2 separate regions of the Homo sapiens genome follow, and region 1 is linked to region 2. Evidence: chromatin contacts called from ENCODE Hi-C or POLR2A ChIA-PET data. All regions are on one chromosome and are shown on one strand. The core of a region is the stretch at or near the end of the contact, and the rest is flanking DNA. Distances in the headings are between cores, read along the strand shown. Region 1 overlaps TCF7L1 (transcription factor 7 like 1). Region 2 holds the start of LINC01964 (long intergenic non-protein coding RNA 1964).

The links. Hi-C counts contacts between places; a loop is a spot of excess contacts on that map. ChIA-PET counts read pairs that join two places held with the same protein, here RNA polymerase II (POLR2A). Pooled maps may share reads with other maps.
Region 1: a loop to region 2 is called in a pooled map, with 2.9 times the contacts of the local background. The contact joins the enhancer-like site here to the promoter of LINC01964 in region 2. A Hi-C loop is called at or near these places in 1 of 168 maps with a recorded cell type or tissue (GM18951) and 5 of 50 pooled maps. POLR2A ChIA-PET finds 5 or more read pairs at or near these places in 3 of 52 experiments (Caco-2, PC-9 and activated CD4-positive, alpha-beta T cell).

The regions. Positions count from the first base shown.
Region 1 is chr2:85,264,184-85,267,033 of GRCh38, forward strand. The region is part of intron 3 of TCF7L1 (transcription factor 7 like 1); the gene reads left to right. Among named protein-coding and RNA genes, the nearest start is that of TGOLN2, 62 kb to the right of the region's middle. Within about 2 kb of position 1,303, at least 10 of the 41 ENCODE cell types and tissues checked have a DNase peak (open chromatin) inside an H3K27ac peak, as active enhancers do.
Region 2 is chr2:85,065,993-85,068,692 of GRCh38, forward strand. It overlaps LINC01964 (long intergenic non-protein coding RNA 1964), which reads right to left and starts at 1,355. Exons shown (of 2, transcript NR_146453.1): 1 at 1-1,355.

The DNA.
Region 1 (2,850 bases), core at 53-2,552, 200 kb after region 2:
ATTGAAGAGGAAGAAATCAATGACCCATTTGAACCATGACTTGGAGTTTAATTCAGCGTGTATCTGAGTGACTACGTGAGTACTCCTGACCTCCAGGAATGGATAGAATGGAATATGGAAAATCAAGGTGGATCAAATGAGAATTTGGCCAGTGGACTTACAAAAAAGTATTCAAATGGGCCACACCTACCCAGTCTGGTGCTGTGCATGCATCACAAATCCTCGGACATGAGATGGAGTTGTCACCTGGTCAGTGATTGGGTTTCAGAGTCTGGATAGGAACTGGGGGCTCAGGAAGGAAGTGGCAAAGATGTGGAATTTTCAGGTCATCATCAGGCCTGAACAAGACCTGATCACCACCCAGTCTCGGTCCTCAAACAGCTGCTTGTGAAAGTTAAGTTCTGTAACCAACTTCATGCACAGGCTATGCCTAGAATTGGTGTTCTACTAGGTCAGTCAGGAAGTGACAGGGGATTTGAGAAATGTTTTTAGAGCCTTTGTGCTCTGAAATGTACCCTCCTCCCTAACCCAACTAGCCTAGCCTGGATGCTTGAAATTCCATAAAGACCAAGCCCTGGATTTGATTGGAGAGTTGGGGGAATGTGTTGCAGCCCCTCTCCCAACCCAGAAAGAAGGCATGTAATGTGCTAACGCCGTTAGGAGTGTTTATGGCATATGGGTTATGATATTGAATTTGTCCAATAAACCATCAGGAAACTTGTGTGGGCATTTCCTGTCTCACTTTGTGATGGCTAATTTATGAGGGCTGCTGTCAGGTTATAGATTCTCCATTTTTACCAGAAACTTCCACCTTGAGCCTTATAATGGATCCACCGGAATGAAGATATGTATTCTAGGCAAGGATTTAGGTAGGGGAGAACCATGAACCTGGCACACAGTAGCACTAAACAGTGTTTAATGGGTAAGTGGGTGGATGCTTGCTCTGGGCTGTGAAAGAAGAGTGTAAAAGAGACAGGACCATAGATCCAGGAAGGTCATCTTTGAAAGAGAAGCCCAAACAATGGGTAGAAACTACAGAAAGTTATGGAGGGGTAGGTGTGAGCATTTGGGGACCACTCTGATCGCACATTAATATTACCTGGGAGCTTAAAAAAAAAAAAAGTAGATGCTTAAGCCCCACCCTGGAAGAGTTAAATCATAATGGGGAACGCAGACAGGAATCAGTGTTTTTAAAGCTCCTCCCAGCAGCCCTGGTGCCAGTGAGATCTGAGAACTAGCAGACTGGGTTGTCTCCTCTGGTTGAATTGGCGCCCAGACCTTCCCCCAGAGGGGAATCCCTCTGGAAGGGAAAGAGTGGAGGAGAGTGTCCAGGGCGGGGCTGTAGAGTGGACCCTTCCTCAGCCAAGGAAGGACTCGTGCAGCTGGCAGTCACAGCACTTACTGGCCCCAGCGTATGTTGCCCAGGAACCATTGAAGGCTTCCAAACGGCTGAGGTCACATTTTTCCAGGCCCTAATGGGAACGGTTGGGAAGGTTGTCAGGGGCAAGACCCCATTCAAAATAAAACAGCACTCAGAAGTTCAGAAATGAGAGGCTGAAGATTTGAATATAGACTTTACTGGGTTTTTTTTTTTTGAGTGTTTTTATATATTTAATTTTTTTAATTAAAAAGTGATTCCCATTGCATATATTTGCATTTACCTTTTAAAATCAATGTATGTTTAGCCAAAAGAATAAAATAAAAACACCCATAATCTTGTCTCCCAGAGAGATTAAGTTCAACTCACCTCTTAGTGTATATTCTTCCAGATTTCTCAACACATACATAAAGATACCTGTTTTACAAAATTACAAGTAAAAGTAGGATTCAATACATGTTTTTTCTTTTTTTAAGCACTCCCCATTACACAGGTGGAAATACATGTTTCGTATCTTGCTTTTTCACTTAACAGTGTAAACACCTTTCTGTTTCTGTAAATAACCACCTACTACATAAATTCAGATATCATAATTGCAGCATAAGGCATTTAATATCTTTCAGCTATTATAAACAGCTCTTCAGTGAACATCCTTGCAGCTATATTTTGCTTGCATCCTTAATTATTTCCTTAGGATGCATTCCTAGAGACAGTAAGCCTTCAGAAGACTTGATACATACTTCCAAATTGCACAAGACAGGATTTACTAATTTACTTTCCCACCACCAGGGTATTAAAAAGTGCCTGTGGTAATTAAAGGGGGAAAAGGCCACTGCCAACATGAGAGACTAAAAGTAGTTAACTCATTACTGAGTTCATAACTTCTTTATCTCAAATTCTGCAAACAAATGGGAGTGGAACCCAGAGATTTTCCTTGACGGCTTGATGCCCAGCCCAGGAGGATCTTTGTTGTCTGGCCCACCAGGTCACCGGCTCCTGGGGTTTTCAGTGCAGCAGGTATCCTTGTCCAGGGCCTTTGTTTCCCGCTGGTCATTGGTCCAGCATGCTTCCGGTGGGGACTTGGGAACCACCAGGGGGCAGTGTGGAGCTGTTGAGCATGCTCTGCATGCCTTACGGCTTATCCATATTGAAACTTTCAATAATACAAGTATTCTTTTGTTGTGTTTTATGACTTCTCAGATTGGTATTTATAATATTGATTTGCTTACATTAGTATTTCATCCCCTTCCAATTATTTTTATGTTTATGTGTTGTAAAAAAAATAACCTGATCCATCATAGCTGTTCTGTAGCTGGCGGCCAGGACACCTGGGTTGTTCTGATCCCAGCTCTGCCAGTGTCCTCCGTGACCTTGGTGGGACAGCTCACCCCATGGGCCTGACTGCCCTTATCTGAGGAGTGCCAGGATGGGCTGCAGGAGTGGTATGTTTTCTTCTCTTCCAGCACTAGCAT
Region 2 (2,700 bases), core at 105-2,604:
GAGAAGTTTCTGCTTGTGTTTGTCGGCAAGGAGATGGCTTCAGCAGTGGTAGGGGCGTAGGCAGGGGCAGGGCTGCCCCCTTAGTCTGTGAGGCTGGTGATCGGCCACAGTGAATTGGCTCCATATCCACGAAGAGGCAAGGAGGCTCTGCTCTAGTGACCCAGGTCCAAACCTGGGAAGCTCCAGATCTGGGACAAGCTCCAGATCAGGCCCAGGCTAGCCGTGTGACGTTGGAGCAGCTGCTTAACTCTGAGCCTGCCCCTCCTGCTGCACAAGTCCCTGCTGGCTGTGTGGATGAGCAGAAATAATGTCCATGAAGGCATCACAAGGTCTCAAATGGAAGGCTCCAACAACTGGTTCAGTGAAAAAAAGGTTTGGAGAAAATACACATTTCCATGACCCCAACTGTGGAGAAATCTTTCTGTCCTTCTAGCTTTAAGAGTAGCAGAGCACTGTCTGGTGAGGAACTTTTCCTCCCGAACAGTCTCAAAATCGAAGCTCTGAGCACACTGAGCCAGGCCTTCCCTCATCTCTTCCTCTTCTGCACATTTGCTCAACTGTGATCTGAGTCAAGCCAGCAAGATCCAAGCTAGTCTAGCAAAGCATTTTCCAAGCAGCCTTGGAAAGGGGTTGGCCTCGTGAGGACACTGATTCCTAATATTTGCAGTTGGCTTTGCAGAGCTCTCATTACAGCGAAGGTGTGAGGGTGTCTGTTGCCACCCGCTTTTGAGAGAGAGGCACTGAGCACTACAACAGCACAGCTAATGTTTATTGGACCCTTCGTTCGATCCAGGAATTTAGATGGACTATTTTATTTAATTATTTCCATTAACCTGCTACCATTATCCCATTTTGGAAAGAACACAACGGAGGCCCAGGAGGGGTAAGGATTCTGTCCTGCAGTCCGAGGCCAGCAGGGCTGTGTTTCCCAGCACCGTGAGGGTCTTTACAGTTTGGGACCAAACAAGGGTGAAGTTCAGGACGGGGCCACGTGAGGGCGGTGGACTAACATGAAACAGAAAAGCAATCCGTTGCCCAAACGCCGGACAACTCCCAAAGGTCCTTGTTAACATCTATTTGATTTCTATTTATTTTCCAGGCAGCTGTGGGAATTGGGTAAAAGTGTGGTGTCTGGGGCCAGACTGCCTGGGGTCGATGCTGCCTCCATTATTTACCGACTGTGTAATCCCAGGAAAATTAGTTACCCTTCCTGTTTACCCTCCCTGAGCTTGCTTCTGCCTCTGTAAAGTGGCCCAGTTAGCAACCGGCAGGCCAGGACTCCAGAGCTACGGAGGACAAGTGGTGGCGCGATTATCGTAGCGAGCAGCACGGTGGGAGTGGCGCTAACGGTCAGTTCAGAAGACACTTCTGGAGATGGTTAATAGAACTTGGTATAAACAAACGGCGAAATACTTGCATTAGCCAACAGAGTGCTATTCAAATTGAACCATCAAAAGAAATCAAGGATGGGTGATGATGAAGCTGAGGATAGTTGCTCCAATAAAAAGTCGCTCTCCTTTGCCCAGTTTCTACACTGGGTCAGTTTTTGAACCCAGAACCCACTGATTGAAGCAGCGCCTGCAACTCCAGCAGGAAGAATCCTGCGACACGTGGCAATTGAACATGTAATGACTCCTTCAGGCCTTCCCTCAAAGGGACCTAAGACTATTTACTTGGGTAATTGAGCACTGGGGAAAAAAAATACTAAACATCTTGAGGACAATTAGACACAGACTTATAGTAGATATGAATAACCTTAGATCCCAAGTGTAATCATGGCCCCTGTTAGAATTAGGCACATACAGGCTGGGCACAGTGGCGCATACCTATAATCTCAGCACTTTGAGAGATTAAGAGGGGAGGATCACTTGAGGCCAGGAGTTGGAGACCAGCCCGGGCAGTATAGGAAGAACCTATCTCTACAAAAAATTTTAAAATTAGCCAGGTGTGGTGGTGCACGCCCGCAGTTCCAGCTACTCAGGAGGCGAGGCGGGAGGACCACTTAAACCCAGGAGTTCAAGGCTGCAGTGACCTATGATCATGTCAGGGTACTCCAGCCCAGCCTGGGCCACAGAGCAAGAAGCTGTCTCTAAAAACAAAAAACAAAAAACAAAAAAACGGAATAAGAGCATATAGCGACTAGGTATAAATGGAGTTCTGGCTAAACTCCAGCTCAGAATATGTCCATTGAGCAGTGGGCATTTCCTCAGTTCCCAAATGTATATGAAATAGAGATTCTTGGTAGTTGGCCTAATCTCAACAGTTCTTTTCATTATAGCAGTTTGAATGGGTGTGTAGTGGTTCTCAATGTGGATTAAATTTGCTTTTCCAAATTGACTATATTGAGCATCTTTCATGTGCTTATAGTTATTTGTATATCCTCTTTGGTGAAATGTCTATTTTGTACATATTTTAATTGGGTTGGCAGTTTACCTTGTTACTGAATTGATTTCTTTTTTTATTTCCCTTGAGACAAGGTCTCGCTCTGTTGCCCAGACTGGAGTGCAGTGGCACGAACTCAGCTCACTGCAGCCTTGACATCCCAGCCTGGAGATATCCTTCCACCTCAGCCTCCCAAGTAGATGGGACTATAGGCACACACCACTGTCTCGCTCTGTCGCCCAGGCTGGAGTGCAGTGGGGCGATCTCAGCTCACTGCAACCTCCTTCTCCCAGGTTCAAGCGATTCTCATACCTCAGC